Linked DNA regions of Homo sapiens: region 1 is linked to region 2. A link is a contact called in ENCODE Hi-C or POLR2A ChIA-PET data. All regions are on one chromosome and are shown on one strand. The core of a region is the stretch at or near the end of the contact, and the rest is flanking DNA. Distances in the headings are between cores, read along the strand shown.

Region 1 (3,312 bases), core at 38-2,537, 2.6 Mb before region 2:
GGCTCGCGCCTGTAGTCCCAGCACTTTGGGAGGCCGAGGCGGGTGGATCACTTGAGGTCGGAAGTTCAAGACCAGCCTGGCCAACATGGAGAACCCCCGTCTCTACTAAAAATACAAAAATTAGGCCGGGCGAGGTGGCTCACGCCTGTAATCCCAACACTTTGGGAGGCCGAGGCGGGCGGATCACCTGAGGTTGGGAGTTCGAGACCAGCCTGACCAACATGGAGAAATCTCGTCTCAACTAAAAATACAAAATTAGCTGGATGTGGCCGGGCGCCGTGGTTCACACCTGTAATCTCAGCACTTTTGGAGGCCGAGGCAGGCCGATCACTTGAGGTCAGGAGTTCGAGACCAGCCTGGGCAACATGGTGAAACCCCGCGTCTACCAAAAATACAAAAATTAACCGGGCGTGGCAGCGGGCGCATGTAATCCCAGCTACTCGGGAGGCTGAGGCAGGAGAATCGCTTGAACCCGGGAGGCGGAGGTTGCAGTGAGCCGAGATCGCGCCACTGCACTCCAGCCTGGGCAACAGCGTGAGACCACCTCAAAACAACAAACAAAATCAGAGAGGCTAATGCAAAAGCCTAGTGCCATGGTACCGCATGACAAAGCTAGGTTCGGTGGAAACATGGAAAACCAGATCTTTGAGTGAGCGATAAACTTCATTCCTGGGCCTCAGTCTCCCTTCGGCTCAGGGAGAAAATGAGCATCACAGGCTGTTTCAGGCTGATGTCCCTAGATGCTACATATTTGGCAAAATCTGCCCCTTTATGGTTACCTAGCGGCGATGGAGTGGGGAAGCCCCAAGTTTAGAAAAGAAAGAGCGGTAGGCGGAGGTGAGACGTCTAAGAGGCCGCCGCAAGCCGGCCTCCAGGAGGCGCCAGGGCTCGCGCGCCCCGCCTCGCAGGGAGCAGCCAGTTCGGGGTTCGCACGGCCAGCCGCTGCCGCTGCCGCCGTCGCCCCTCGCCCCTCGGCCCCCGCAGCCCGGGCTCCGTGAGCCCGCCTGGGGGACGTCTGCTCGCCCCTTCTGCGGCCACTGACCCGACAGCCTGGGCTCCTCGCTCTGGCCCGGGCTCCTAGCTCCCACCCCTCACCCTCACCGCTGCCTGCGCGCTCCCCGGGGCCCAGGCTCCGCGCGCCCAGCCACGATCACCCACCCTCCTTTCACACTCACTGGCAATTGCAGCGGCCTGTCGCTGGGTGCGACCGTCATGTCGGAATCCGAGTCGGAAAGCTGCCCATCTTCCATATCGCCGACCTCCAACGCCATCTTCCCGCGGTGCGCTGCGCTGCACAGCGGCGGGTCAGGAGAGCACTTCCGGCGGGGCAGCCGGAAGGCCCGGCGGCTCGGCTGCTCGGGCGCCCCCGCGCGGAGGCCAGCCTGTCCCAGCGGCCTGAGGCGTCCCATTGCATTCCAACTACCCCGGGAAAATGAATCCCTTGTTCCCCCAACACTTTTCTTCCAAACTTTATTTTCGTGCAAACATAAATATGTCACGTATCGCGGTCGTCTGGGATTCCTCCCTTGGCCGTACATCCTTCCCCTGTATGCTCTGGACAAGCCTCCCCGCTTCTGTTCTTGCTCCTCCACAATCCACTCTACATATTGCTTCCAGGGAAGCCTTTCAAGCTGTATAGTCCGCCCTCTGTATCCACTCCCCATCCACGGATGCCGAACCTGCGGATGGGAAGGACCCACCGTGCACCCCCACATAATGTAAGGGGCTTGAGCATGGCGGATGTTGGTATCTGTGGGGGTCCTGAAAACAATGACCCGCGGATACCTAGGGAGGATTGTACCTTAGCTCGAATCTTCCAAGTGCATCCCTCCCCAAAACAAGGACTGAGTTCTCAGCATGGTGTTTGAAATGTTTGTTTTCCGGTGTCGTAAAGAAATAGCAACATAAATTTAACTTACTGAATAAGGCCATTTTTACTTTCTGCAGAAAGGGTACACTCGCCAGCAGTTTTGCCAGGAGAGTACACTGAACAAAAGGAGACAGGGTCATTTATAACCTGACGTGTTTACCTTACTGCTGTGGCTGGTTTTTATTGGCTGGACCGGACCTCACATTTTGTATTTGTCCCGATTGGCTAGCAACTTAGAACTTTTTAAAAGAGGCAAAGGTAGAGGAGAACAAAGGAAGGAGGAAGTAACTTGTGGAATGCTGAGAAAGATGAAAACACTTTTAAATAAGGAAGAGGAACAGGCTATGACCTAATGCTTGCTTGGACTAGTAAAAGCATGCCAGGGCAAATATTTAGGCTAAATTGTGGGAGCTAAGAACATAAAGTACATTTTTTTTTATTATGGCTAGCAGATATTTAAGAATGTTAGCACAGATCTTTGAATAAATTTTGCTTTTAAGAGAAGTTACTATTTATTCCTAATTAGACGGGGAGGAAAGTTTTTGAAGAGGAACCTCTGTTTTACTTTGCCACATGGCAAACAAGGTCATGTGGACTGGGCATCTGGTCACTGGTCCTAGTGTGTCCCCCTGCCTAACCGCTGGCGCGCTGAACCTGTTGTTCCTCAGGCCAGGCCTCTGCATTTGCTGTTCACTCGGCCTGAGAGGCCCTTCCCTCAACCCACCCCATTCTTTAAGGGTTATCTTGGAACCCGCCTTTGCGAAAATTATAACAGTGAGAAAATTATGGCAGTGGGAGAGATCTGATCTAGCCAACCCCTATCTTGCTTTTAGCCTTCAAGCTGCCCTTAATTATTCCTGTGCTTGGGCCTGTCAATGTAACTTTGGGAGACATTTAGTTTATAGTTTAAATGATAATAACCCTTCCCCAAAAGCCAACCGCCTTTGTAAAGCTAGTAAGAGACCACCAGGGTAGACGGATAAAGGAGGCTGAATTCTGCTAAGGTGTAGACATAAACCGTTGCCAGTCATTATCCCAGAGGTCACAAGGTATGCAACTTTTCCATTACTCTTCCAGATAATATCACTATTGTAGACCCTAAGATTGGCGTTTTGAGATATCTTTTCAGATATTTTGCATGTCTGACTACCAATGGTTCCACCTGAACCTCTAACCGCTTCTGGGTTCCCACACAGAAGTTGTCGAGCTGCTTGAGGACAATTTCCCATACCCCTATGACTGCATCCCCAACCAATAAGCAGCAAGAACCCATTGCTTAGCCACTCCATCCCTTCCCCAAACTATCTTTGAAAAACACTAGTCCCTGAATTCTCCAAGAGATTGATTTGAGTAATAACTCTGTCTCCCACGTGGCATGGGTGGCCTCCTGTCTATTAAATTCTTTCTTCTTTTTGAGACAAGAGTTTTGCTCTGTCTCCTAG
Region 2 (3,218 bases), core at 551-3,050:
TGAAATAACTCATTTACAGGTTTTGTTTTTCAAGTAGGTTTTTGTTTCTACAAGTTTCCAACACTGTAGAAACAAAGAAAGGTGATCAAAGAAGTATATTCTCTGTAATTTCTTCTAAATATGCCAAAAACATCTCTATTTTTGCCAAAAAAATCTCTATTTTTAGGTGTTATCTAGGGCTTGCCTTAGGCTTAGAGTTTTCTTTATTTCTTTAACAATGGCTTGCAAGACAGAAAGAACTAGTTTAATTTCTTTGAAGAATAATTTTCATAATGGGAAGGTTTTCCCCACAGAAAATTTGGAAAACTCACTCCCAGCAGACATAAGGCTTTTTTAAACAAAAGTTACAAAACTTTGGATAGCTCACTGGGTAGAGGACAAGATAATGAATCTGAAGCTCTTTCTGGGATTTTTATTTTCTTTCTAGAAGACATAGTAACATCACAGATGCTGATGCAAAACCTGGCACCTGAGAGATTACTGAATGTATGTCCAATAAACAAACGTATAATGAGAAAACATTCAGTAAATGAACACCTACAGTTTATCTCTTGCCACTGTCACCTTCTAGGGACCTAGTCTCTTTATTAGGAAAAACAGGTGATAATTCAGAGGACATTCCTGCTGAAATAAAGAATCTCTGATAGACGTGTTGCTGGCTAGTTGCCCTTCCTATGTGCACATGTGATAACCTGTCCTTGTACTTGTCATGGCTGTTTAGCTTCTCTGCTTCACTAGAATATACAGGGAGAAACAGCTTAGGATGTGATACAATACATACATATTGGATGGCATAGTGACCCATCTCTCCTAAAGCTTGTAGTCATAAACTGTGAATTTATTTTTCTATCTTGAAAAATGTACACATTTTTTAGACTTAGTTGAAGACATCATGAATGTGTTTCATAATTAATATAGCTTATTTCATCCATTTTTCACATAGTTATTACACTTTCAATGCTATAATTCTTTTCATCTGATATACTGGGGCACCATATTGAAACTTATTAAGTGGACAGGGGTTAAAGAGAGGGTATGAGATCGAACTTATGGGGACTCCCCATTTCTAGAACTTCCTGAGGGTATTCTCATCTTTTAAATACCCCAAAGCCTATAGCAAAATCAGTGCCCATTAAATATTTGTTGGATTAGTTAATTAATATTTTTTAAAACAGGGTGAAATGGATTACAGAAAAGATTTTTTAAATTGAGGGCAAGGCATCGCTTTAGCAAGGCTTTTCTAGGACTTGTCTTTGTGGATAAAACCCATTTGGTAATTGCTCAGCTCTCTCCTTAATTTCATCTCTAAAGACAGAGTCAGAGTCCTCAGGAATATTATACTGATTATTAATATTTGCTTAAGTATTTCCACTAAATATAAAGTAGATAATGACAGTGGAAATACATGGACATAGTTTTGATTGGTAAATAGAAAATGATTCTGTTATTATTTCCCATGCTAGTAAATTAAATCTATCTTTTGGAGACCAGCTACATCTCTTGCTATGAAAATTTTCTTAGTATTCTTTTTATCAGGGTCGACTTAAAAGGCATTGCCAGATTTCTATGCAGACTAAAATACATACACTGATGTATTTTTCTAATGTGAGTGAACAAGTGAATGCAAAATAGGGAAATTCAGTAACTAACATGATAAAGTGGTGAAACCATGAAAAACACCAGATTGGAAAAAATAGCTGAGCGGGGGTTTTCAGTTCCCTTAACAACCAAGTAGGCAACTTGATTAATGGTGCAGATTGCAGGCAATTCAGTGACCACCTGAATGAACATAAGCAGAGCATAATCACCTGACAAATAGTGGCCCGAACGTTCTGCTTTTGAAATGAGAACTGAGTAAAACTCACATCCTAGCTGAACCAAATCACCCGGCAGCCTCAAATTAGACACGTATAGAAAGAAGTTTTTAAAGTTTCTAAAACATAGTCTAAAATATAGTACTGATTTACATTATCAAAAAGCAAATTAAGAATATGTCTACTTGTAAATAAGGAGTTCAGAGTGGGAAAATAGAGAAATATTCTCATTAGATTATTGCCCTCTTTCCCAGAAATAGATGAAAGACTTCAATTCTACATCAGGATCACTATTTCTATAATCTATAGTTGTTGTTTCTTTTGTTCCATTTTTATGTTCTCAACCATTTATCAACAGCTAAAGAGACCTATTAATCATTTTCTCTAACTGCTACACTTCATAGTGTATCAATTGTAGTCTTGAAATAAAAATAAGATAAATGATTTGGCATGAATTGTGGCCTGATGAACCAAGAACAAAGATCTGACACATGGTAGATCTAAAATTCCTGCCTTATGTTTAAAATGCGCACTTACTAGACTCTTCTGATTTGCCATTTCCTTCCTATTGGCATTCGGAAAGAAGTGCAGATTATAGAATAGGGAAGTTGAATCCAAATTAAATTGCATAGTGCTTGTAAAACGAGAATAAATGTGCCCAGTAACAGTAACACTATTCTTTTTTCTGTCTTTCAGTCTTTCATAAAGGAAGTACCAAATCTTGCCCATACAGGGTACATCACAATTATTATTGATCTTATGTATGAGGCAGGCTTCTCTGCAAGGTTACACAGCACCATGGGATGAATGATAACATTTTACTGAGTGACCAAGGGCTTTTAGTAAAGCCGGTGTTTTGTCTGAGTAAGCCCAGAAAGGAATATGTTAATATAAAAACCTTTAGAAAGATTACTGTTTATAGGTATTAAATGGGCAGTAAAATGATTAGGAGACGTCTAAAAATGTGAAAGAAGAAACATGATGTAGTTAATTTATAATGTTTAACATATGAGAGACTATGTTTTGATCCTGATTTGTGCAGAGGGCCAAACAATTGCCCAATGCAAGTGTAACTTTCTAGTGTACAGACCTGGGTCACAGAGGGCCAAAACAGGGCTGTCATTTTATTATTCCCTTGATATTTTAGTATGCAACTGACAAATACATTTATGACCACTCCCTGCCCTGTACCCACGCATTGTCAGTAATATTGCCAGGAGATTATGACCTTGGTTCTCACTGTGCCCATACAGCTTCAGCATTCTTCCCAACACACTCCTATTTAATCAGGATCAGCATAGGCTTGAGGGATCAATCCCTGATTATTTATTGTGATGTGGAGCAGCTAATTCTGTATGCCTTTTTTTTCTCATCTTTTAAAAGGCTAAGAGAGGATATAATAAA

The links. Hi-C counts contacts between places; a loop is a spot of excess contacts on that map. ChIA-PET counts read pairs that join two places held with the same protein, here RNA polymerase II (POLR2A). Pooled maps may share reads with other maps.
Region 1: a map of OCI-LY7 shows a loop between it and region 2 (7-fold over the local background). The contact joins the promoter of PHAX here to the enhancer-like site in region 2. A Hi-C loop is called at or near these places in 1 of 168 maps with a recorded cell type or tissue (OCI-LY7) and 3 of 50 pooled maps. POLR2A ChIA-PET finds 5 or more read pairs at or near these places in 1 of 52 experiments (B cell).

What each region holds. Positions count from the first base shown.
Region 1 is chr5:126,598,922-126,602,233 of GRCh38, reverse strand. PHAX (phosphorylated adaptor for RNA export) reads right to left here and starts at 1,287. Exons shown (of 5, transcript NM_032177.4): 1 at 1,176-1,287. The coding sequence starts at 1,271. RefSeq lists enhancers at 1-507, 508-1,355, 1,356-2,205 and silencers at 870-1,119, 1,240-1,449.
Region 2 is chr5:124,033,678-124,036,895 of GRCh38, reverse strand. No RefSeq gene overlaps it. Among named protein-coding and RNA genes, the nearest start is that of LINC01170, 400 kb to the left of the region's middle. RefSeq lists an enhancer at 1,558-1,607. Within about 2 kb of position 1,800, at least 2 of the 41 ENCODE cell types and tissues checked have a DNase peak (open chromatin) inside an H3K27ac peak, as active enhancers do; they include B cell and OCI-LY7, where a contact is called at or near this core.